Regions from separate parts of the Homo sapiens genome. Here all the other regions are linked to region 3. A link is a loop called in an ENCODE intact Hi-C map of the cell type or tissue named here. Cell type or tissue: PC-9. All regions are shown on one strand. Region 1 holds the start of KIF13A (kinesin family member 13A). Region 2 overlaps LOC105374955 (a long non-coding RNA gene). Region 3 holds the start of NHLRC1 (NHL repeat containing E3 ubiquitin protein ligase 1). Region 4 overlaps KIF13A (kinesin family member 13A). Region 5 overlaps KIF13A (kinesin family member 13A).

Region 1 (5,000 bases), 130 kb after region 3:
TAAAAATACAAACATTAGCTGGGCATGACGGCACATGCCTGTAGTCCCAGCTACTTGGGAGGCTGAGGCAGGAGAATCGCTTGAACCTGGAAGTGGAGGTTGCAGTAAGTTGAGATCGTGCCACTGCACTCCAGCCTGGGCAACAGAGCGAGACTCTGTCTCAAAAAAAAAAAAAAAAAAAAAGACACTAGTCATTAGATTTAGGGACCATCCTAACCCAGTATGGCCTCATCCTAATTTTATTTCTGCCAAGACCCTGTTTCCAAATAAGGTCACATTCACAGGTACTGGAGGTTATGGCTTGTACATACCTTTTTGGGAGTTACAAATTCAACCCTCTACAATTCCCACTGATAGAAACTACCAGAGCAATGGCTTAGCATAGGGATGGTATCTTGCTTGTGAAAAGGTCCTGGATAAAGAATTTCAGGAATGGTGGGAGGTAATATTAAACAGAGAGGTTTTTTGTTTGTTTGCTTGTTTTTGAGGTGGAGTTTGGCTCTTGTTGCCCAGGCTGTAGTGCAACGGTGCGATCTTGGCTCACCGCAACCTCCGCCTCCCAGGTTCAAGCGATTCTCCTGCCTCAGCCTCCCAAGTAGCTGGGATTACAGGCATGTGCCATCACGCCTGGCTAATTTTGTATTTTTAGTGGAGACGGGGTTTCTCCATGTTGGTCAGGCTGGTCTCGGACTCCCGACCTCAGGTGATCTGCCAGCCTCGGCCTCCCAAAGTGCTGGGATTACAGGCGTGAGCCACCGTGCCCAGCCTGAGAGTTTTTTGAACAATAGAATACCATGCACGATTAAAGGATAAAATTTTAATTTTGTGAAAAATCAGTCTGGAAGCTGGATTTAGGAGTGATTAGAGGAGGCAAAGCTAGGAGGGTTAACAGGATGTCTCAGCAGCCCAAAAGTGAAGAGGTAAGCACAGACCTAGATTCTTAGCCTCAGAGGGCTGGAAATTTCACCTCTTTCTGAGCAGCAGCTGAGAGCCTGTAGCCTAAAGCCTACAACAGTGTTTGTAACATAGTAGGGCGCTCAGAACACATTTGTTGAACAAGTGAATGGACAGGTAAAGTGAGATTGCAGCAGCAGGAATGGAGAGGAGGAAAGATGCAACAGGCCCTTCAGAGGTAGACTGAGATAGCTGGCTCTACAATAAGGTGGGGCTGAAGTATTTGTCCTTCAGTGTACACAGGGGACTGGTTCCAGGAACATCCAAAACCATGCATACTCAAGTCCCACAGTCAGCTCTGCAGAACCCACAAATAGGAAAAGTTGGATCTCTCAGTTTTGAACCTGCCAAATACTGTCTTTTCTTTTTTCTCCCTTTTTTTTTTTGAGACAGGGTCTTGCTTTGTTGCCTAGGCTGGAGTGCAGTGGTGCGAACATGGCTCACTGCAGCCTCAACCTTCCAGGCTCAAGTGATCCTCCCACCTCAGCCTCTCCAGTAACTAAGACTACAGGCACCTGCCACCATGCCCGGCTATTTTTTAAATTTTTATGTTTGGCAAGATGGGGTTTCTTTACATTGCCCAGGCTGGTCTCGAACTCCTGGCCTCAAGTGATCCTCCCGCCTCGGCCTCCCAAAGTGTTGGGATTACAGGCGTAAGGCACTGTGCCAGAGCACGAATACTGTATTTTCAATCAGATTTTGGTTGAAAAAAAGCCACGTGTAAGTGGACTCGTGCAGTTCAAACCCGTGTTGTTCGAGGGTCAAGCGTAGCATCACCTCGGTTGGAGGCGGACGGACCCCTCTCCTAGCACCTGCCGTACACTGTCTAGCATAATAAGTCTCCACGCCCTCTCTTCCACCTTAGCGTGTGCCTCTGCATCATGCTATTCATGTTTCTGTGTGTCCTCAACAGCACCCTGCACACAGTAAAACCTCAATGCATCTTCCAATAAGTGGATTTCTAGATTTAAGCAAAATCGAAAGATTCCTGGATCTAAACTCTGGATTTTTGACTTCTGTACGCTTCAAAATGCCTGGCACTCGGTGAGCGCCCCTTAAGCACTTGTTGAACCAAACAGAATAAATCGGATTCGCCCAGTTCCGCCCTGGCAGCGAGGTCTGCATTTGGCAGGATGACAGAATCCATTGCTATTAAATTCTTATGTAAGAGTTAATGGCCCTCCCAGCCCACTTGACATCCCTCCCGAGACAAGAGAGGCCGGGAAAGGAAGGGAGAGCACTATTTACAAACATACACTGTTTCGGTGGTGGATTCACAGATTCATTTCTAGTCTCGGTTCACCACAGAGATCTTAAAATACCGCTGCAGGCTCCGTGTGGGACAGAGGGGGCGGCGTGCCGGGACTCGGAGGGGAAGGCCTGCGCACCCAGCGCGGCGAGCCGTGGTCCTTGCTGCCGTCCCGGGGCTCCGGGTGGCAGCGGCCCCAGAAGGCGGCTCGAGCTCACGGCGGTGTCCGGGGGGGGGCCCCGCGGGCGCCGGTGCAGGCTTGGCCTGGGAGGTCCCCTGGGGAAACAATGCGTCCCGCCCCGGACTCCAGCCTCCCCTAAGCGCCGCGCTGCTCGCCGCTCCTCTCACTGCCGTCCCGCCGCTCCAGGGGGCGCCGCGCGTGGCCGTGTCCGGCCTCTCCCGAGCCCCGGCGGGTGACGGGCGCGGAACATGGCGGCGCGGGGCCCCGGGCAGCCGCGAGGGGCCGCGGCGCTGCGGTCTCGGCTGGGGCGGCGCGGCTAGAGCTGCGCCTGGGCCCGCCGGCGAGGCCTCCTCCCCGCCCGCCGCCGCCGCCGCCGCCGCCGCGCCCCGCCCCGCGCGCCCGCCCCTCCCCGGGCCGCGGCCGTGCCCCGCGTCGCGCTCCCCCGGGATGGCCCGCGCGCCTCGGCGCTGCCTCTCGGAGCTCACGGCGGAGCGGCGGCGGCCGCGCTCGAGGGGCGCGCGGCTGCAGCGGCGGCGGCGCCGCGCGTGAGGGGCCGCCTAAGGCCGAGCGGGCGCGGCGAGCGGCCGGGCGAGCGCAGCCAACATGTCGGATACCAAGGTAAAAGTTGCCGTCCGGGTCCGGCCCATGAACCGACGAGGTGAGGAGCTTTCCGCTCTTTTTTATTTCTGCTCGGGCTGAGGGCGGGGGCAACTTTAGAAACTGCGGGGCCGGGACGGCGAGAGCGCGGCCGGGGCCGGGGGGCCGGGGCGGAGGCGGCGTCCGCGCTGGCCGTGGTGCCCGGGGCGCCGTCTCCAGGCTCGGCCGCCTCCAGGGACGGAGCCCCGCTCGGCGCGGCTGGCGGGCGGGCGGGCTGGAGGCGCGGATGCTGGACTTTGCAACGTCCCTTTCTCTCTGCTTTCAGAACTGGAACTGAACACCAAGTGCGTGGTGGAGATGGAAGGGAATCAAACGGTCCTGCACCCTCCTCCTTCTAACACCAAACAGGGAGAAAGGTAAAGCGGGTTCCGAGAGGGCGGCTGGGAGGATCCAGCCTCGCGGGGTCCCGCAAGTTTGAGCCAGGAAAATGGGAGTGCTCTTTCCTATTGTTAGGAGGACGGCTTCAAGTTTGTCGCCGGCTCCTGTTTGAAGCTGTTGCAAGTCCAAGTTCCTCTCCTCCCTCGCCCCCCTTCTCCTCCATCTAGAGCGGCGGCAGGCAGGGCACCCTGGCCACAGCACCAGTCAGCTGAGCCCGGGCGGGCTGCGAGGCACCCGGGAGGGAGAGGGCCGGATGGGACCCCATAGGTGATTCGTCCAGCGGCCACATTTTACAGACAGGAAAACTGAGGCCCGAGGCGGGCAGGTGACCAGCCCACGACCTTATTGTTCGTGGAACCCAGTGTCCGTGATTCTTTTCATCACTGCAGGGTTTGTTTCCTTTGGCAGAATTGTTTAGGGACAGTGTGTCTAAAATGGGAGGAAAAAATAAAGCAAAAGTCTTGTACGATGTAGACTCAGGCTGGACTAGTTAGTATCTATTTTAGTTGTTGTTGCTGAGTTGAGATAATGCCTCAATGTAATGCGCGAATTTTGATTTTCAAAGAAACAAAAGTAGGGCCCTGAACTGTATAGACACTGAGGGATGTTTAAAAAGGGGCTGTATTTACTAGATGGCAACATATTTGCATTTGAAAAGTGGTAACTGTTGGATCCTTATTAATTCCGTTCTGTTCCATGCAACAGTATGGGTTAACGCCCCAAAATAATTTGAATATTTGGCATTTTTCTAGTAAGCCTCTGAGAAGAAATCGGTTGGAATTCATTCAATATAATAATGCAGTAGCTTGTAAATATATATATGTGAAAAAACGGGAGAGTTTACAATATTAATTTTCATTGGAAATGAATATGAGTTTGTGTTTCCACGAATCACCTGTTGATCGATGGAATACAATTTAGTGAATTTCCTTCTTCAGAGATTTTCACTGAAGAGAGACTCTGAAGCAGGGTTTGTGACATTATTGCTTAGAGAAGCAATGCCTCCATTCTATAATGTGTGGTGTTCAAGCTCAGTTTTGCCAAATTTGGGGAAAGAAATCATGAGGCGATAAGATTGGGGATTCTTTGCTTTTCGTGTTGAGCATAGCAGTTTTTATCCAGTTTGCAAACATTCTGCTACCTTTAGCAGATTCTGGTGGTGATATTAAATAGCTAAGCTATATGTAAAATGTTGTGTTTAACACTGAATGTAGTGTTTATTGTACATTGTACTGAATGTTGTCTAGTAATGGATGTATTTTTAGATGCATTTATAGCAGTGTAGATAGTATAGCATATTTCATGGTGATAGTAAGTAAACTCATTGAGTACATTAAATATTTACAGATTAAATTAGATGCCCATATCACCAACGAATGTCCCCTCCCCCCACCCCCCCGCAAACTGCATATTGTTTCGGGAAAAAATTCTGTTGGGTCAGATTCTTGAAAGCAGTCTGGGGGAACAGGTAGAATACTTTTTAGCTCCTGTTGTGTAGCCGTTACTTGTTTTCCTTGCTGGCTTGGCACCTGCTCCTTGTCACTCTTAACCATAAGCAGTGCGACTGTTAGCTACTGTTTA
Region 2 (5,000 bases), 380 kb before region 3:
CAACTTTAAAGGAGTTTAGGGAAGGCAATTGAATTTTGATTTTAAATAAAATTCCTGAATTGAAATTCCTTTCCCAAACCACTGTATAATGTTGCTGTGTGAAGAAAAAAAAAAACTTTGCAAATGACTTTCCAAAAGTCATTAAACATGTAAAATGTTGTTCTCCTTTTAACATATATGACTGTCAGTCAACATGGAAACTCCAGCAGATAAAGATTCTCTTCTTTCAGGAATCAGGGAAGTATGCAAACTCTCATGAGCTGATTTTCTTAATTTTTCCACTTACAGGCCAGTCATCACTCACAGACCAAGATCACACCCATACATATTTTTGTCCAACTCTATTCCTCCATCTTTGTCTTCTAGATCTTACCTAGTAAGTCCAGGGAAATCTCTCCTTACTTCCTCTGTTTCAATTCTGAGAGAGAAATTGCCTAATTCATAAGTAAAAGCTAATATATATATCTACCCAGACAGGAAAGCTACACGGTTTTAGATTGAATTAGCCACAAGAATCAAGGCACCAACATCTCAAATTCTTGGAGTTCTTCAAGCTTTACAAAAATCTCTTCTTGTGTTTTTAATACTCAAACATTTACTCAAACATCTTAACGAGAACTAAACACATATTTCTACTCAATATTTTTATCTCCTTTATAATTTTGAACATTCTATCAGCATTCTTCTTACTTGTTTTAGTTACAAATGTTATGATTTCATCTGTATCATAGATTTAATTGATTTTGGAGAGTTGATCTGGAAACCAATTTATAATGTATATTTATAATGTTAATATTATATAATTTTGTATAGATAATCTTATAATTTTATAAATAAGAACATGTATTTTTGCCTCAATACTTACCAGCTAATCCATTTATTGGTCTAAGACTAAATGTCCTTCTATATTCCCTTAAACATATAAAATGTGGGTAACAACAAAGACCTTTTAATGAATACATCCTAGCTAACTCATAGATTATCAATTGAATTGTGTCATGATTATTTACTTTGCAAAAAGATTCTTTGCTTTTCAAAAGAATTAAGTTTCCTTTAAATAGTCACATGTAAAGGCATATTTTAACTCACACACCTGTTCATGCACATAGCTGTTTGCTGAATTAAGTGTAAAAATAAAATGAAGGGGAAATATCTTCACTCTCATTTTAGGCTTGTAGACTCTGCCTCCTCGGAGATACTCCCACTTCCTAACAGAAAGGCCTCAAGCCATTCTACGTGAATGTTAGATTCCACATTAGCAGATGCTGCTCCATACCCTCCCCACAGCCCACAAGAAGTAGCTGGGTGAAATCTAGGGCTAGGGACGCCTGGCGATGCCTTACACAGGTGGTTAGCAGGAGCAAGATGTCCAAAGAACAAACTGTTTCCAAGTCTCCCTTCTGTATCTTCTCATTAGAGGCAAGAGATATATCTTGGGAATCTCTGCCCCATTGGAAACTTTCCTAAACTTAGGACCTATTCCTGCCCCATCCCTCGGCTAGAGTCCCTGTCTCTAATACTAATTGTGGATATTAAGAATGGGGCCTACAAATGGATTATGTCACATTCTCTTCATTTTATGGATTAAATGCTGTCATCTTTTCACATTCCTTAACTGGCCTCTAAAAACAAAATCCAGCCCTGTCCTTTGTAAAGAACTGGATTGGTATTTGTCTCTTAAAGGTGTATATCCCCCATGCTCAGGCTACCTGCCTCTGTGGAAATAAGAGAAGAATTCCCTAACTCACTCATGTTCTGAGAAGACTGCTGGCCAGGGCGGATGTACGTAGTCTCATGCATATGCCACTGTACCCAAAATTGTACCATCAGTGACAGAATGAGCATATATTTCACTGGTGCCCACAACTGGTGGCAGGCACTTGGTAGGTTAGTGGTACGAAGATAACTAAGTTGGTTCTTACCCTCAAATAGCTCAGAGTCTACTGGAGGGCTCCCTCCTTTGGAATGAATTATTGTTCTTTCTCTCTATCTCTCTTAACATGCAACTATTCATTGATATAATTAATAGCATAGCATACCATAAGTTGCACATCAGATCTTTCCTTGCAATCCTAGTGTTTTGGGAAAAGACAACTTTTAAAAAGTCCTCATAAACCACTGAAATGAGTACAATGACCTACACACACCCCAGTTTGATAAAAACTCAATTCTGTTACCCTAAAGACGCACTTCACTACAACCATTGCCTTCCTTCAACCAAGAGCCATTCGTCTGCCATTACTTGAACAGAGCAGCAGATGGCACCAGAAAACTGCAGCATGAGAGGAACTGCACAAGCATTCTCGGCTTCCAACGTTCCCTTCCTTCTCAGGGAGTCAGCATTTCACATAACAGTGCCTCAAATTTGTCCTCAGGGGTATTATTTTCCTCAGAGAAGAGCTGGAGAAATAAACTGATATTCTAGTAAGAGAAGCACCCACCATCGTCATTGTCAACAGTGAGATTTGGTGCAAGGGCGAGCCATATTGCTTCCGGGTAACTCCATGACTTTCCAAGTGAGTAATCTTAAGAAACTCCGTGTTCTCATTTCCTCATCTACTAGAGGAATTAGAGTCAGAATTTCATCTAGCACCCTGAGAGGAACACATGAGAACCAAATGCCGTGCTGGATTTGAAAGGTTTTTGTAAACTGTGATAGGTTATTTATTAATTACCAGTAGCACACATTTCCCTCTGAGATCAGAGTGCATCTGGCGTGACACAAGCTGAGGCGGAAAAGCATTTTCTCTGCAGAAGCATGAGGTGCTCAGCCTGGGAATGCGGTGTTTCCACCATGCTGGGCCAACACACTCAATAGCATACAGTGAGGGAACAGAAGTGCTATTCAGCTTCTGGATACCAGGGATTTGCCCTCCCAGCTCTCTGGTTAACATTTCACCCCTTCCTCAATTCCAGTCTCAGGCAGACACCCTGGGACACTCATTCCCTGTCCTCTCAGCAAATCCCAGTGAAACTAAAACCTAAGCAAAGTGATGAAGAAGAGTCTCTAAAGTCCTCTGTTCCACATCCTGATTTCAATTTTCCCTTTCCAGATAATTCTGTGTCATCACTTTTACCCAGGCTGCCCCTGTCAGTAGGAAAATGAACAGGAAAAGGAACAGATAGCTTAACATGTTACCCCTTCAAGAAATATCTATATTTTAAATGAGAATTGTGGTGAAAGAACCATGTTTCATCCAAAGGAAAAAGTCTCTAACAGTCAAATGGGAGCCCCTGTAGGCAGAGAGAGTTTTTAAGTCACCAGCTCCTCCCACTAAAAAAGTCATCTCTCATAGATTTTAACTTAAGGCCCAGATAGCTTTTCCCCCTTTCTGTCCCCCAATTTCTTCCCTCTGGTCTATATAACTGATCACACTCTGTGAAAAGTATCCACTCTGCTCTTTTTTCCCTCTATGCCTGTCAGCAGCCGCATCTTTGTTTTTTCAGACAGAGTCTTACTCTGTCGCCCAGGCTGGAGTGCAGTGGCACAATCTCAGCTCATTGCAACCTCTGCCTCCTGGGTTCAAGTGATTCTCCTGCCTCAGCTTCCCAAGTAGGTGGGATTACAGGCGCCCGCCACCATGCCCAGCTAATTTTTGTATTTTTAGTAGAGACGGGGTTTCACCATGTTGACCAGGCTGGTTTCAAACTCCTGACCTCATGTGATCCACCCGCCTCAGCCTCCCAAAGTGCTAGGATTACAGGCGTGAGTCACCGCGCCTGGCCAGCAGCCGCCTTTTTAAATTTTCTGAACTTGTGCTCGCTTCCACAGCACATATACTACATTTTCTGACCTTTAACTCCCTGTTGAAGTTCTTCTCCCACCACATATACATGTGCTCAATAGAAATCAAGCTAACCTCCATGTAATCACCAAATCTTAACAATAATATTTTAACTCTGTGTAATACTTTATAATTGACAGAGTGTTTCCATTCAACAGGTAAACAGGGGAATGGGAGGGGATGACATGTCGGAAATGGCCTGAGGTCCCAGGGCTAACCAGAAGCAGGATTCAGACTTCAATGCAGACCTCTGTCTCTCAGTGGTCCAAAGACCATTCCCTTCTAACACTAAGAGCTTTCCAGAAGCTGTGGAAAAGGAGCCCTGAAGAACAAAATGGTAGTGCCAGGGGGGTGCCCTGATGTCCCACACCTGCACCTCCAGGCCTGCAGACCTTCCATGGGGACCAAAGGTAACCATATCTACAGCCAGCATTGGTCATCTCGCTGCTGGCAACAGGGGAATGAGGATGAAGGTAGATGTTCTCTCAGCCCATTGCCACTGCCCTCTCTTGAACTCCCTTGAATACCTAAGACAAGGTGTACCTTGAGCTGAACAAAACCCAGAGTGACCTTCCTAAATCCCAGCTTCAACCTTGGACTTTGAATACCTTGAAAAACCCCAAGATAAGGGAGGAAAGAAGAGCTCTAAGAAGCAAAGAAATGAGGGCCTAAAACCATGTCCTTAATTCCTTATTTCTTAATCCTTCCTGAGGATGCACTGTATGGAAAGTGCATTCTAGGCTGTTGTGCAAGAAGGGGAACCACCACATTCTTTTCCTGTGTTTACTGGAATCCCCTAATGTGACTTAGCAGCACGTCCACCAACCCCTGTTCCTCCCCTTAGACTGTTCTTACAGAGCTTCCTCTTGGGCCCACAACAGAGCTGCTGTGCTCCTGCCGGGCGGGCCGTCTTCTGACACACACACAAAAGCCTTGTTAGAGCTCCTTCCTTACTAGGGACAGCCCAAGGCCAAAAGAGAGATTCCCTGCCCCAAAACAGGGATGAAGAGCCCAGAACTTCTCTGTCACTGAGAATTTCAATGCCGTAGAGGTAACCTGGGATGGAGAGGAATTGAAAAGAGCTACTGAGAAGGGCCATTCCTCATGGGGCACCAGGGGGGCTTCGCGGGGGCGCAGGGAGGGCCGTTCCTGCCAGTGGCCCTTCTAAGAAACTCTATAACATCCATGTGAATGCTTTTGTCTGAGAGCTGGGAA
Region 3 (5,000 bases):
TTGTTCTGGGATTCCTTCTAAACTGCATGTGTCTGGCACATTTGCCCCACCTGCACAACCAGGAGCCCACCTGTCTAAGCACTGACTCCCCCTAACTCATGCTCCCCCTGTGCTCTCTTCTCTGCTGGAACCATCCTGAGCTGGGTCCCCACTCTCCTTCCACTATAGTATGGTACTTTTTCATAGGGCAGCCATTGACCACTTTGGAAACTAGACGTTCTGCTCTTCAAGCCCTTTGCCCCCACAACTCTCAGGGCTTGTTCTAGGTGGAAGCAGGAAAAGATGGGCATGCTAGTCCAGGACCCTCTATAGAAGGAATATCGGAGGGAAGCACAGGGTAAATCCATGGAGGCCCAGCCATGGAGGAGGAAATGATAGTCATAGGAAATGCCAAATGTCAGAGTGAGATTCAAGACATATTTGTTATTAATCAATTATGCAATGGTGTGATTGCATAAATAATGTGATTTTAGTTGGTTGTTTATTTGGGATGGAAATGTAGTCAGAAATTATTAAGTTGGTTATTGTGTCCCAGTACGCAATCTTTGAGTCAAATGACATTTGATTAGAAAATGTTCTTTCTTGTCTTACATTAAAGCTCTTTCCAGGGGCCTCAACAGGGGATAAAATATTGTGTTTTCTCAGAAATCTAGCAAATCAGAAGGTGAATGTTCATGATTATGATCTCTAAAGGAAAAGAAATTCTCTAATACAAGGTTTTGTTAAGCACAATGTTCACATAAGACATTTGAGGGAGAACCCCTTAAAAATAAGAGTTTAGGGCCAGGCACGGTGGCTCATGCCTGTAATCCTAGCACTTTGGGAGGCTGACGCGAAAGGTCAGAAGTTTGAGACCAGCCTGGCCAACATGGTGAAACCTCATCTCTACTAAAAATACAAAACTTAGCCAGGCATGGTCACGGGTGCCTGTAATCCCAGCTACTCAGGAGGCTGAGGTGGGAGAACCGCCTGAACCCAGGAGGTGGAGGCTGCAGTGAGCCGAGATCGCGCCACTGCACTCCAGCCTGGTGACAGAGCAAGACTCTGTCTCAAAAAGAAAAAAAAAAAAAAGAAAGAAAAAGAAAAATGAGAGATTATAATACCACAATGGATTCTTCACACAGATTATGCTATCCCTTGTTTGAAGATTTTCCAACATATGGCAAATTCTCTTTGTTTTTGGTCTTAACTGAGATTGGAAAAACTGAACTTAGTGTCATTTGAGGGAATTATTATAATGCAGTGTTTCTCAAACTTGGCTGTACATTATAATCACCTGGGGAGCTTTTATAAATCCCAGCTGTCCAGACCACACCATGGGCCAATTAAACTTTTCGGGTGCGACCCAGGTGTTTACCATGTGCAAAGAAGTTTGAAAATGACTAAAATAGGTAACTCTGAAGTCAAACTGCCTGGCTTCAAATTCCAGGCCAGCCACTTCCTAGCCATGTGACCCTGGGCAAGATATTTGATTTCTATGAATTCTATCAGAAAAAAAGACAATAAAAATAACATATTTTTGTAGGATTGCTATGAGGTTTAAACAAGATAATCTATGTAAATTATTTATTAATTTGCTGCAAAAGTAATCACGGTTTTGCCATTAAAAGTGATGGCAAACACTGCGAATCCTTTTCACCAACCTAACACAATGGGGCAGGCATATGTGAATTCCATAGGCTGGGCACAGTGGCTCACACCAGCACTTTGGGAGGCCAAGGGGTGGGGAGGAATGTGAACAATTTTCACAAGTTCAAGACCAGCCTAGGCAACATAGTGAGACCTCCTCTCTACAAAAAAATTAAAAAATTAGCCTAGTGTGATGGTGCATGCCTGTAGTCCCAGCTACTGAAGTGGGAGGATTGCTTGAGCCTGGGAGATGGAGGCTGCAGTGAGCTGTGATCGTGCCCCTGCACTCCAGCCTGGGTGACAGAGTGAGACTTTGTCTTAAAAAACAAAAAAATGAAGTTCTATGGTAATTATTATTAACTAACAGCTTTCTTATTTCATATTAATTACTCTGCAAGACACTTCCAGCATGGTTGCCCCATCTGACACTCATTCACCTCGTTGATTTTTTTTTGTTGTTGTTGTTGTTCTATAACATTCATTCATGCACAAATTCATTTTACAAGTATGTATTCATCTAACATTGACTTAACTATGAGTATGACAGAAGACACAAAAGAAATGTACACATCTGCCTCACCTCCCTTGGAGTTTATCTTCTCTAGTGTGTTCGTGTTTTCCGGTTCAGATCATAAGCATCATGAGCTAAGGGACCATGTTTTATGCCCGGACAGCCGTAGCACCCGGCGCTGCGGATTGGAGACACTGCTAGGCACCCGGGCTGGAAGATTGGGTTCTAGTTCTTGTTTTGCCGCTTACAGGCTGGGTGACAGGGAGCAATCCTGTTGTCCTCAATAGGTGTGTTTCCTCATCTGAAAGTGTACACAATCCATCCATGACTGCTGTGACGATTACAGGTCTACACAACGCGCATGTGGATTTGTCTTGCAAACGTCCACCATCAGGCCCTCAGGAAACAGTGCCGCGCGTGCCCACCAAGGGGCAGCAGATCGCAGTGCAGAGGCCCGCGGCGCTCGACGTCAGGGCGCACGTCCCACCCCGTGACCATGACTGTGACCGTGACCGAGAGCGTCGCTGGGGCACGGCCAGGCGGCGCGGCGGGAGTGCACAGGACGCGCCATGGCGGCCGAAGCCTCGGAGAGCGGGCCAGCGCTGCATGAGCTCATGCGCGAGGCGGAGATCAGCCTGCTCGAGTGCAAGGTGTGCTTTGAGAAGTTTGGCCACCGGCAGCAGCGGCGCCCGCGCAACCTGTCCTGCGGCCACGTGGTCTGCCTGGCCTGCGTGGCCGCCCTGGCGCACCCGCGCACTCTGGCCCTCGAGTGCCCATTCTGCAGGCGAGCTTGCCGGGGCTGCGACACCAGCGACTGCCTGCCGGTGCTGCACCTCATAGAGCTCCTGGGCTCAGCGCTTCGCCAGTCCCCGGCCGCCCATCGCGCCGCCCCCAGCGCCCCCGGAGCCCTCACCTGCCACCACACCTTCGGCGGCTGGGGGACCCTGGTCAACCCCACCGGACTGGCGCTTTGTCCCAAGACGGGGCGTGTCGTGGTGGTGCACGACGGCAGGAGGCGTGTCAAGATTTTTGACTCAGGGGGAGGATGCGCGCATCAGTTTGGAGAGAAGGGGGACGCTGCCCAAGACATTAGGTACCCTGTGGATGTCACCATCACCAACGACTGCCATGTGGTTGTCACTGACGCCGGCGATCGCTCCATCAAAGTGTTTGATTTTTTTGGCCAGATCAAGCTTGTCATTGGAGGCCAATTCTCCTTACCTTGGGGTGTGGAGACCACCCCTCAGAATGGGATTGTGGTAACTGATGCGGAGGCAGGGTCCCTGCACCTCCTGGACGTCGACTTCGCGGAAGGGGTCCTTCGGAGAACTGAAAGGTTGCAAGCTCATCTGTGCAATCCCCGAGGGGTGGCAGTGTCTTGGCTCACCGGGGCCATTGCGGTCCTGGAGCACCCCCTGGCCCTGGGGACTGGGGTTTGCAGCACCAGGGTGAAAGTGTTTAGCTCAAGTATGCAGCTTGTCGGCCAAGTGGATACCTTTGGGCTGAGCCTCTACTTTCCCTCCAAAATAACTGCCTCCGCTGTGACCTTTGATCACCAGGGAAATGTGATTGTTGCAGATACATCTGGTCCAGCTATCCTTTGCTTAGGAAAACCTGAGGAGTTTCCAGTACCGAAGCCCATGGTCACTCATGGTCTTTCGCATCCTGTGGCTCTTACCTTCACCAAGGAGAATTCTCTTCTTGTGCTGGACACAGCATCTCATTCTATAAAAGTCTATAAAGTTGACTGGGGGTGATGGGCTGGGGTGGGTCCCTGGAATCAGAAGCACTAGTGCTGCCATTAATGAATTGTTTAACCCTGGATAAGTCACTTAAACTCATCTATCCAGGCAGGGATAATTAAAACCATCTGGCAGACTTACAAAGCTTGGGACAGTTATTGGAGATTAATCTACCATTTATTGAATGCATACTCTGTGCAAGGAAATTTGCAAATATTAGCTTATTTAATCTGTACTATCCAGTGAGGTAATTTCTTCCCCCCCAAGATAGAGTCAAGCTCTGTCACCCAGGCTGGAGTGCAGAAGCATGATCACAGCTCACTACAGTTTCAACGTCCCCCGCTCAGGTGGTCCTTCCACCTCAGCCTCCCAAGTAGCTGGGACCACAAGTGTGCATTACCACACTCAGCTAATTTTTGTATTTTGGCAGAGATGGGGTTTCACCATGTTGCCCAGGCTGGTCTCAAACTCCTGAGTTCAAGCAATCCACCTTCCTCGGCCTCCCAAAGTACTAGGAGTACAGGCATAGCCACTTGCTCAGCCATAATTTTTATTATTAATCTCATTGTACAAGTGAGAAAACTGAGACCCAGAGAGCTTAAGTGACTTCCTCGAGGTCATAGTTACTTACTGCCTTAGTCCCAATTTGAATTCAATTCTGATTCCAAATAAGTTGCGCTTAAATAAGACAACAGATGTGGGAAAAATATGTGAATGTGTAGTGTTGCTATGTGTACTGTCTTTACAAGTAGCTAATTATTTTAGCACAAAGATGTGCAAAGAAAGGAGACTTTATGGAGAGTTCAGGAGAAAAAGGATTTTGTGGTGGCCATCACTTTCATTCAATTTGCGACTGCTCTGATGGCACATTAGATGAAGTTACTGTTGATCCTGAGTTACGTGAATAAGAAAAACAATTGAACTGCTTATTAAAAAAGTAAACATGTCTTTTAACGCCTATATCTTCTCCACTATACAAACTCAGAAAATACCACTTGGTTGTTTGAGAAAGGCCTATATTTGTGTAAGTTCTAAACTATTGCAGAACACACTACATACTAGCGTCAAAGGGCTGATGACGCTCCTGTTACATGTTTATGGGGTTTTTTCGTTTGTTT
Region 4 (5,000 bases), 310 kb after region 3:
AGATCAAATCTTATGTGCTTCTGTGTTTGGAATTGTCCTAGATTTCGTGAAGTTTTTCTTCCCAGTGGATAAGATCACATTCCTCTCTCTTCCCCCATCTGCTGGTAGTAGGTTAATGATTTATCTAAACGTTAGGATGAGCTCATCAAATTGAAGAAAGTAACGTAGAGGATGTGGAGAATGTATACTTATAAAGGGCATTTATCTGCAATGTCTGTAACAAGGAATTTGAGAGGATTTCCCTGATGTGGCCCCTCAGGCCTCTCACAAAAAGCGTATTGACTGGCTAGATTCCTTGCTAGAGGAAGCCTCCCACAGGCTGCAGTGCCTGGCATGAATGCTTGTTTTAGCCGCCACTAAGACACCTTGCCTTGTCTCTTGGCTCACTAGACCCAGTTCAAAATGTGGTTCAGGTCCTGGAGAAACAATACCTAGAAGAAAAGAGAAGTGCCCTAGAGGAGCAGCGGCTCATGTATGAGCGGGAACTGGAGCAACTCCGCCAGCAGCTCTCCCCCGACAGGCAGCCACAGAGTAGCGGCCCTGACCGCCTGGCCTACAGCAGCCAGACAGCGCAGCAGAAGGTGACCCAGTGGGCAGAAGAGAGGTAAGAACTGCAGCGGGGGCAGCCCAGAGTCAAGGCCCCAAGGCCGTGGGTCTTTGAGGGAGGGGTTTTTGAGACATGTCAGGGACAAACCTAGCAACAAGAGAACTCTTAATCCCATACGTGATATTGCCAATTAGCTTTTCCTTTCACAAATATTGTCCACCCTAAGTATGTTTACTATAATGTTAGCTGTTAAAGACCCCTCCTACCCCCAAACCATTTACCCTTCAATAAAAATGGTGCCAAGTTGCAAGGGTTAGACAGGTATGTATTGAAATTTAGAAAGTTTGAATAATTTCTTTAACACAAAAGCATTTTTTTCTTATTTCTCATACTTTTGAATCTATTTAAATACAACTTCAGTGCTGATTAATCTACTAAATGTGAAAGTTTAAGATTTATAGCTGGGTGCAGTGGCTCACACCTGTAATCCTAGCACTTGGGGAGGCTGAGGCGGGAGGATCACTTAAGCCCAGGAGTTTGAATCCAGCCCAGGCAACATAGTGAGACCTTGTCTCTACAAAAAGTAAAAATTACCCAGGCGTGGTGGTGCATGCCTATAAGGTCACTGGGAGGATCGCTTGAGCCCAGGAGTTTAAGACCAGCCTGAGCAACATAACGAGACCTTGTCTCTACAAAAAATAAAAAATTAGCCAGGCATGGTAGCTGGTGCCTATAATCCCAGCTACTTGGGAGGCTTAGGAGGGAGGGTCACTTGAGCCCCAGAGATCAAGGCTTTAGTGAGCTGCGATCATGCCACCACACTCCAGCCTGGGTGACAGGAAGAACCTGACCTGACTCAGGCCAGGTGCGGTGGCTCAGGCCTGTAATCCCAGCACTTTGGGAGGCCAAGGCAGCGGATCGCCTGAGGTCAGGAGTTCCAGACCAGCCTGGCCAACATGGTGAAACCCTGTCTCTACTAAAAATACAGAAAAAAAAGAAAAAATAGCAGCGCATGGTGGCAGGCGCCTGTAATCCCAGCTACTTGGGAGGCTGAGGCAGGAGAATCGCTTGAACCCAGGAGGCAATGGTTACAGTAAGCCAAGATCGCGCCATTGCACTCCAGCCTGGGTGACAAGAGGGAGACTTTGTCTCAAAAAAAAAAAAAAAAAGAACCTGACTAAAAGAAAAGATTTATGACTTTAAAATACTTATATCAGAACTCTCAAAGGAGAAAGTGGTAGAGTGTGGGTGGCAAGCCACCCAGGTGCCAAGGCAAGAGACCAAGGGCACAAGCTGTTCCAGTATAATAAAGCTAATATATAGAATAAGAATAGTTATACTAGAAATAGATTATAGATATGATTATATATGAATATCATTAATCATTAGTTTGTAGCATTACTCTTTATTCCAATATTATAATAATCTTTGTTCTACAGTTATCACCTGGGAAAAACCAGCCATACAGAGATAGGAGCTGAAGGGACACAGTGAGAAGTGACCAGAAGACAAGTGTAAGCCCTCTGTTACTCCCAAACAGGGCCACTAGAGGGCTCCCTGGTCTAGTGGTAAGGCCAGTGCCTGAGAAGGCGCCCATTACCTAGCGGGCCTTGGTCTAGCAGTAGCGTCAGTGCCTGGGGAAGGCACTAGTTACTTAGCAGACTGGGAAAGGGAGTCTCCCTTTTCCCGGGGGAGTTAGAGAAGACTCTGCTCCACCACCTCTTGTGGAAGGCCTGACATGAGTCAGGCCCGCCCGCAGCCATCCAGAGGCCTGTCTCCCTGTGATGCTGTGCTTCAGTGGTCACTCTCCTGGTCTGCTTTCATGTTCCACCCTGTACGCCTGGCTCTGCCTTCTCGATAGCAGTAACAGGATTAGCGAAAGTACTTAAAGTCTTTGAAATACATAGAAGAAATAATGGTGTAAGCTGTCCTCTCTCTGTCTCCGCCTTGGCTGCCAAACAGGGAAGGGACCCTTGTCCAGTGGACACATGACTTGCGTGACCTTCCTGTCATTGGTGATGGCTCACACTCTTTCCCCTGCCCCCTTTTCTTGTATCCAATAAATAACAGTGCAGCCAGGCATTCGGGGCCACTACCGGTCTCTGCGTCTAGGTGGTAGTGGTCCCCCGGGCCCAGCTGTCTTTTCTTCTATCTCTTTGTCTTGTGTCTTTATTTCTATGATCTCTCATCTCCACACACGAGGAGAAAAATCCACAGACCCAGTGGGGCTGGACCCTACAGTGGAGGAAATGGTAATAATAATAATCACCACTACCATAATAAGGACAATAGGCTATTGAAGACTTCAGTTGTGTTCTTGCCATAGTCCAGTCTTTTATTTAACATCCCAGCAGCAGTATGCCATAGGAACTATTATCCCTGTCTTATAGGTCAGGCAATCAGTTTAAATATCCTGCCTTAATCAACCATCTAGGAAGTGAAAAAAACAGAGTTTGAACCCAGTTTTCTCTGCAGTCTCCTAATAACACCTGTGTTATAATAATTAATAGTACTAATAAAAGCAACACCTGGCTGGGCGCGGTGGCTCACGCCTGTAATCCCAGCACTTTGGGAGGCCGAGGCGGGTGGATCATGAGGTCAGGAGTTCAAGACCAGCCTGGCCAAGATGGTGAAACCCCGTCTGTACTAAAAATACAAAAATAAGTCAGGTGCGGTCGTGGGCACCTATAATCCCAGCTACTCGGGAGGTTGAGGCAGAAGAATTGCTTGAACCCGGGAGGCAGAGGTTGCAGTGATCTGAGATCACGCCACTGCACTCTAGCCTGGGTGACAGAGCAAGACTGTCTCAAAAAAAAAAAAAAAAAAAGCCGGGCACTGTAGCTCATGCCTGTAATCCCAGCACTTTGGGAGGCCAAGGCGGGCAGATCACGAGGTCAGGAGATCAAGACCATCCTGGCTAACAAGGTGAAACCCCATCTCTACTAAAAATACAAAAATTAGCCGGGCGTGGTGGCGGGCGCCTGTAGTCCCAGCTACTCGGGGGACTGAGGCAGGAGAATGGCGTGAACCTGGGAGGCGGAGCTTGCAGTGAGCTGAGATCATGCCACTGCACTCCAGCCTGGGCAACAGAGCAAGACTCCATCTCAAAAAAAAAAAAAAAAAAAAAAGCAGCACCTTACATCTATAGACCATTTATACCATGTACCAGGTACTAATTGCTGTTCCTGTATTCCTCTAATCCTCACAACTGCTACTGCCTTTACACATAAGGAAACTCAGGCTGAGAGGTTAAATGATTTACCCAGATGGTCAGTTAGCTGGTAAATTGGGCGATGGGATCAGAGCCGTGGCATTCTGACTGTAGAGCTCTTCCTGTAACTCACACACACACTGCAGCTCTCACTAGCAATGAGATGCAGAACACAGGCCACACCCGGGGAAGGTGACTCCCAAGAGGAGAAAAGGGAACCCTGCCCTGCAGCGCAAGGCTCGCAACAGTCACGCACTTGTTAATGTTAAATGAAGAGAAGAGAGTCAATTATATTTTCCCCAGGAGCTACCTGCTCATCTGTCTGGATACTGAAATAGGAAGATTTATCATACTTATATTACTCTTTTTTCTGAGATGGAGTTTCACTCTTCTTGCCCAGGCTAGAGTGCAAGGCTGGAGTGCAATGGCATGATATCCGCTCACTGCAACCTCCATCTCCCAGGTTCAAGCGATTCTCCTACCTCTGCCTCCCAAGTAGCTGGGATTACAAGTGCCCACCACAATACCTGGCTAATTTTTGTATTTTTAGTAGAGATGAGGTTTCACCATGTTGGCCAGGCTGGTCTCGAACCCCTGACCTCAGGTGATCCGCCCGCCTCAGCCTCCCAAAGTGTTGGGATTATAAGCGTGAGCCACTGCACCAGATGTTATGTTACTTTTTATACTTTATTGTACCTGGAAGAAACAGACAAAAGTTATCAGATGGTCCTTTTTCTGAAGAGCTGCCTTTTACACATTTACTATGAGCTGGTGGCTTCACGCCAAGCAACAGCTAGCTGTTGAGGATAACTGATATAATTGTACCCATTGATATCCTTTCTATTTACTAAACAATATAAAAGATAAAAGCAAAAGTGTCTTCAAAAGAAGACATACATGTGGCCAACAAAGCATATTAAGAAGTGTTCATTATCACCAATGACTAGGGAAATGCAAATCAAAACCACAATGAGATACCATCTCACACCAGTCAGAATGGCTATTATTAAAAAGTCAAAAAATAACAGATTCTGGCAAAGTTGCGAAGAAAAGGGAACCCTTATACACTGTTGGTGAGAGTGTAAATTAATTCAATCATTGTGGAAAGCAATGCGGCAATTTTTTAAAGAGCTAAAAACAGAACTATCATTTCACCCAGCCATCTCACTATTGGGTATGTACCCAAAGAAATATAAGTTGTTCTACCATAAAGACACATGCACATGTATATTCATTGCAGTG
Region 5 (5,000 bases), 220 kb after region 3:
GCACATTTTAAAATGTTGGATCTATTTTTAAATACGGACTATTGTTAAATTTTAGACTGTTATTCCTATGTCCATTTTGTCAGTTACCTTGGCCTCAGTTTCACTGTCATGGAGCTGTATTGTACCTTACATGTAGGTATGGCTGTATGTGAGACCAGATGTCAGGTGTGGTTGTCCTGAAGTGTTTGTAGCATACTGCTCTTGGCTCTTTTCTGAAGAAATTAATATCATAGTTTAGTTCTTATAAATGTGTCCAACTTTATACATATTTATATAATTCTTTCCAGAGTTTTTTTTCCCCACTCTCTCTCTCTTTTTTTGTTTTGAGACGGAGTCTCACTCTGTCGCCAGGCTAGAGTGCAGTCGTGCAATCTCGGCTTACTGCAACCTCTGCCTCCCAGGTTCTCCTGCCTCAGCCTCCCAAGTAGCTGGAACTACAGGCACGCACCACCACACCTGGCTAATTTTTGTGTTTTTAGTAGAGATGGGGTTCACCATGTTGGCCAGACTGGTCTTGAACTCCTGACCATAAGTGATCTGCCTGCCTTGGCCTCCCAACGTGCCGGGATTACAGGCATGAGCCACCATACCTGGTCCCCCATTCTCCATTCTTTCCCTTCCTCTATCATACATATTTTCTTTAAAACCTTTTTTTTTTCCTTTTTTTTTTTTCTGAGACAGAGTCTCACTCTGTTGCCCAGGCTGGAGTGCAGTGGCGTGATCTTGGCTCACTGCAACCTCCGCCTCCTGGGTTCAGCGATTCTCCTGCCTCAACCTCCCAAGTAGCTGGATCTACAGGCACGCGCCACCACACCCGGCTAATTTTTGTATTTTAAGTAGAGACAGGGTTTCGCCATGTTGGCCAGGCTGGTCTCAAACTCCTGACCTCAGTTGATCCACCCGCCTCGGCCTCCCAAGGTGCTGGGATTACAGGCATAAGCCACAGCACCCAGCCAAAAACCTTTCTTTTCTTCAGGGAAAGAACCCTGTTTTATAAGTTCTGTCATTCTTCAGCTCCCCAGTACCCTTTTCCCAGATGAAATTTAGTTTCAGCAATGTTGACATTTTGCGTGTATAATTGAGGAGGACTATTTGTTGTAACAACAGCAATGGCATCTAACATTTATTGAGCAATAACTCTGCATGCTAATGATGTACAGCATTACCCACGCCACCTCATGCCATCCTTCAACAGTGCTAAAGGAGTGCTCTTCTATTCCCGCTTTAGAGGCTGAGACTCAGCGGTTGAGTAAACTTGTCCAAGGTCAACATGGCTAGATCAAGGCAGAGCTAGGATTGTTTGACCCCCAATCCTGAACTCCTCACCACTGTGCTTCATTATATCTTGTAGAATTAAGCCAAATACAGTTATGCCAGAAGGAAGTAGTTCAAATATACCAAAGTAGTCCAAAAAATCAAACCACAAGTCTGTCTGCTTCAGTACAAAATTAGTTGTTTTTCTTTTTGAGTTTTATTGAAAATGAAAATAGATTAACTGGTAATTTTTTAAAAAGAAACAGGGTTTTTTTTTTTTAAGAAGGCATATCAGGATTAGCATTTTTTAAAATTACAAGTGTATTTTGAGTTCATTTTAATTTTATTTCTTTAAGACAGTCTCGCTCTGTCGCCTAGGCTCGAGTGCGGTGGCATGACCATGGCTCACTGCAGCCTCAATCTCCCGGGCTCAAGCGATCCTCCCACCTCAGCCTCCTGAATAGCTGGGACTATAGGCACGCACCATCACACCTGGCTGATTTTTAAAAACAATTTTAGTAGAGACAAGGTCTTACTCTGTTGCTCAGGCTGGTCTTGAACTCCTGGGCTCAAGCAGTCCTCCCATTGTGACCTCCCAGAGTGCTGGTATTATAGTCATGAGCCACCATGCCCAGCCTCAATTAATTTTTAAATCTGTCAACAATATAATAAGTATCAATTGAAAGGAAGCCATTTTTTTCTTCATTCATTCCATCAGGTCTGCTTCAAGGTCTGTGACTGAAGTCCCATGTGGAAAGTCCCTTCACACTGTGGGGCAGTCGTTCAATCTTTGTAGACATGGTGGAGTGGCTAGGTGGAGGGGGCACACACTCAACAAGTCTTACAGATTTTTCCTTCAAGTTGTCTTTGTGTTCTGTCTTTCTGTCCTACTTTTTGTCTTGTCCTTGCAGTAGTGTCTTAACTTACACACGGTGAGGGCTGCAGTTGGTGCCAGGCAGAGGCTCACCAGTGCGTGTCTCACTGCTGACTCTAGATGGTGTGGCCTCTTACATTCACGCTTGAGTCTCACCCTCCTAAAACAGATCTGGCCATGTCATTCCCATTGCGCAAACCATCTGTGGCAATTTCTTCTGAGAAAAGGCTGAGTCATCATGGCAGTCAATGCTGTCTGCATTTTGGTTCTTGTCTATTCTTCCAGCTGTATGGCTCTCAATTACATTCTGTCTACCTGCTATTCCCTGAACATATCCTGTGCACTCTAGCTTTGTTCCAGCTGTCCTTCTGCCTAGGATTTGCTCCCAACACATCTGCATCTACATTTTTGTGGCTTTATTTATACCCCTCTTCAGTGGCCCTCAGTTTCCTACTACCTCAGCAGGAAGTAGTCGTTTGCAGCCTTCTAACTCCACGTTGTCATACCAGTTCCTTTTTTTTTTTTTTCCATAAATGCCTTTCCTTCTTGGAGGTTCACTCTGTGTAGGCTTCTCCTGCACATTCATGAAGGACACAGAAGGGCTAATTCATGCTATTAACCACATGGATAACCCTTGTAAGCATGAATGATCCACATCATTGAACATCCACATGGATTGCTATCCAATCAATACCTAGCCTAAGCTGAAAGAGCTCTCACCAAATTCTTTGATGCCAGAGAGGCAATACTCAATAGCAGTTAAGTGTACAGTGTGCTCCAGCCAGAGACTGCCTGGGTTTGAATCATGGTACTGATGCCAGTTAACTATGATCTTGTGAAAGTCATGCAATCTGTATACCTTGTTCCTCAGTATTTTTTATTTGAAAAATGATAATAATGAGAGTTTTTATGTATAGGGTCATTAAATATGTTAAGTGAGTTAAAGCAGATAGTAACAGAAACCTATCTGGCACATAATTAGAACTCAGTAAGTGTTAGCTATTAATTAAAGTAATGATCATCCATTTCAATTCACAGACATATACTATATGACCAGGTTAGAATTTACAACCCTGAAATGTGCTACCTCTGAAATGTTAGGTTTCACTTGTTGACTGTAGCATCTTATCTCACCCAGCACCTCTGCATCTTTATTCTTGAATTGTATCCAGACCATGAGTGTCTTACCTCTGCCGTTTTCTCCCAGTCTGTCATCCTCCTGACTTTACTTCCTTCTCTACCCAATTCTTGCCCTACCAGGTATTCTCATGGAACCGTAGCTTCCCCTCACCAACTGCAAGAATAGTGTTCTTGAAAAGTACCACAGCAGCCAGGCATAGTAGCTAATGCGTGTAATCTCAGCCTCACTTTGAGAGGCTGAGGCAAGAGGATTGCTTGAGCCCAGAAGTTCGAGACCAGCCTGGACAATATGCCAAGACCCTGTCTTGACAAAAAAATACAAAAATTAGCTGGGTGTGGTAGTGCACACCTGTAGTCCCAGCTACTTGGGAGGCTGAGATGGGAGGATCTCTTGAGCCCAGGAGGTTGAGGCTACAATGAGCTGTCATCACATCATTGCACTCCAGCCTAGGCAGCAGAGTGAGATCTCCTCCAAAAAAAAAAAAAAGAAGAAAGAAAGAGAAAAAGGGAAAGGGAAGGGGGAAGGGGAAAGGGAAAGGGGGAAGAAAGGAAGGCAGGGAGGGAGGGAGGGAAGGAAAAGAAAAAGCAAAGCACCATAGGCAGTGAGATCAAAGTCTTAGAGGAAATAAGGGGTTAGGAGAAAAACAATTAGAAAATGACATTAAGCATATACTTAAACTTAGTAGATTCTGAATGATCTACCCAGTATTCTTCCAAAACAAACTTGGTGGCATGTCTCTTGAATGAATCAGCTTCTTCACATGTTCAGAAAATTTTACTGTAGTGATTGTAGGTTTGATCATCTGATGACTCTCTTTTTTAAAATTTTCAAACCAGGCTTTATCTTGGAACTTAAAGTTTTTGAAATTTGCATTCTTCTTGTGATAGGTTTCAAAGGTCTTCCAGATGCTTATGTAACCCCTTCTACTTTTTATAATTCATAGAAGCATTTGTTGTATGTTTTCAATGTAGGTAATGTTAGATTATTGATAGAAAAGTATATAAACTTATCTCCAAACTACAGTTCATAAATCCTGATTGAAAATGGTACCTACTGTCCTGCAAAACCTCATCCCTATACCATCATCCCAGGTCTCACTTTCTCTGCTAACTGTAGTCTAACTGCTGAGCTTGGCAACAGAACAATCCCATGAGTCTGTGGCCCTCAAATGAGCTGTGTTCTCTGGTGATTTTTGCACAGATGATTCCCCCTATTGGGATAACATTTCTTTGGCTTGTCAGCTTGGTGAATTCCTATTAAGTCCTCCTAAATTCTGCTCCAGGCGTTTCTCCTCCAACAAAATTCCCTCTTTGCCCAGTGAATCCCCCGCTTTTTTGGAGAGCTGCTGTGCACTTTATATTGTTTTGTGATATATGTATAAAAAATCAGTTTCTTGTTTGAAAGACAAAAAGACTAATTTATTTTTGTATCCCAACAAAGTGGCAGACAGTGCATGTGAAATGTTTGTTGACTGAACATAGCTCTTCATTCCTGTCTCTGTTGTCACACTTATCACCATCCACTTAATATTAATTATTCATGTATGTATCTGTCTCTCTTGCATGGTTTTAAGCTTCCGGATGTCAGAGACCATGCCTAATTCCTCTAAATATTCCCTCAAAGCACTCCTAATATGCATTGTGGGAGTTAGTACTCAATAAATACTTGCTGATTAGGAGAATACTTAGAACAGGGGTGTCTGATCTTTTGACTTCCCTGGGCCACATTGGA

The links. A loop is a pair of places that touch in the nucleus more often than their neighbours do. Peaks named below come from ENCODE experiments on the same cell type or tissue, not always from the same donor. Only the 100,000 strongest peaks of a DNase experiment are listed, where the experiment ranks them.
Region 1: it touches region 3 in a loop (7-fold over the local background); 66 of 110 quality-filtered maps call a loop at or near these places.
Region 2: it touches region 3 in a loop (21-fold over the local background); 5 of 110 quality-filtered maps call a loop at or near these places.
Region 4: it touches region 3 in a loop (9-fold over the local background); 25 of 110 quality-filtered maps call a loop at or near these places.
Region 5: it touches region 3 in a loop (6-fold over the local background); 4 of 110 quality-filtered maps call a loop at or near these places.

The regions. Positions count from the first base shown.
Region 1 is chr6:17,985,451-17,990,450 of GRCh38, reverse strand. KIF13A (kinesin family member 13A) reads left to right here and starts at 2,816. Exons shown (of 39, transcript NM_022113.6): 1 at 2,816-3,042; 2 at 3,307-3,397. The coding sequence starts at 2,988. RefSeq lists silencers at 2,241-2,740, 3,111-3,230. In PC-9, no CTCF peak of the experiment used is centred here; a DNase peak (open chromatin) is centred at 2,120; H3K4me3 peaks cover 3,573 bases; H3K27ac peaks cover 1,713 bases.
Region 2 is chr6:18,501,432-18,506,431 of GRCh38, reverse strand. The region is part of intron 2 of LOC105374955 (a long non-coding RNA gene); the gene reads right to left. Among named protein-coding and RNA genes, the nearest start is that of MIR548A1HG, 19 kb to the left of the region's middle. In PC-9, CTCF peaks have their summits at 2,055 and 2,258 (motif pointing right); DNase peaks (open chromatin) are centred at 2,291, 2,511 and 4,581; H3K4me3 peaks cover 428 bases.
Region 3 is chr6:18,120,316-18,125,315 of GRCh38, reverse strand. NHLRC1 (NHL repeat containing E3 ubiquitin protein ligase 1) reads left to right here and starts at 2,639. Exons shown (of 1, transcript NM_198586.3): 1 at 2,639-4,876. The coding sequence starts at 2,710. The coding sequence ends at 3,897. In PC-9, a CTCF peak has its summit at 2,559 (motif pointing right); no DNase peak of the experiment used is centred here; H3K4me3 peaks cover 548 bases.
Region 4 is chr6:17,812,624-17,817,623 of GRCh38, reverse strand. It overlaps KIF13A (kinesin family member 13A), which reads left to right. Exons shown (of 39, transcript NM_022113.6): 17 at 391-604. Among named protein-coding and RNA genes, the nearest start is that of NUP153-AS1, 110 kb to the right of the region's middle. RefSeq lists an enhancer at 1,952-2,246. In PC-9, a CTCF peak has its summit at 2,093 (motif pointing right); a DNase peak (open chromatin) is centred at 2,123.
Region 5 is chr6:17,905,209-17,910,208 of GRCh38, reverse strand. All of the region lies in intron 2 of KIF13A (kinesin family member 13A), which reads left to right. Among named protein-coding and RNA genes, the nearest start is that of KIF13A, 80 kb to the left of the region's middle. In PC-9, CTCF peaks have their summits at 1,815 and 2,017; DNase peaks (open chromatin) are centred at 2,318, 2,628 and 4,028; H3K27ac peaks cover 3,962 bases.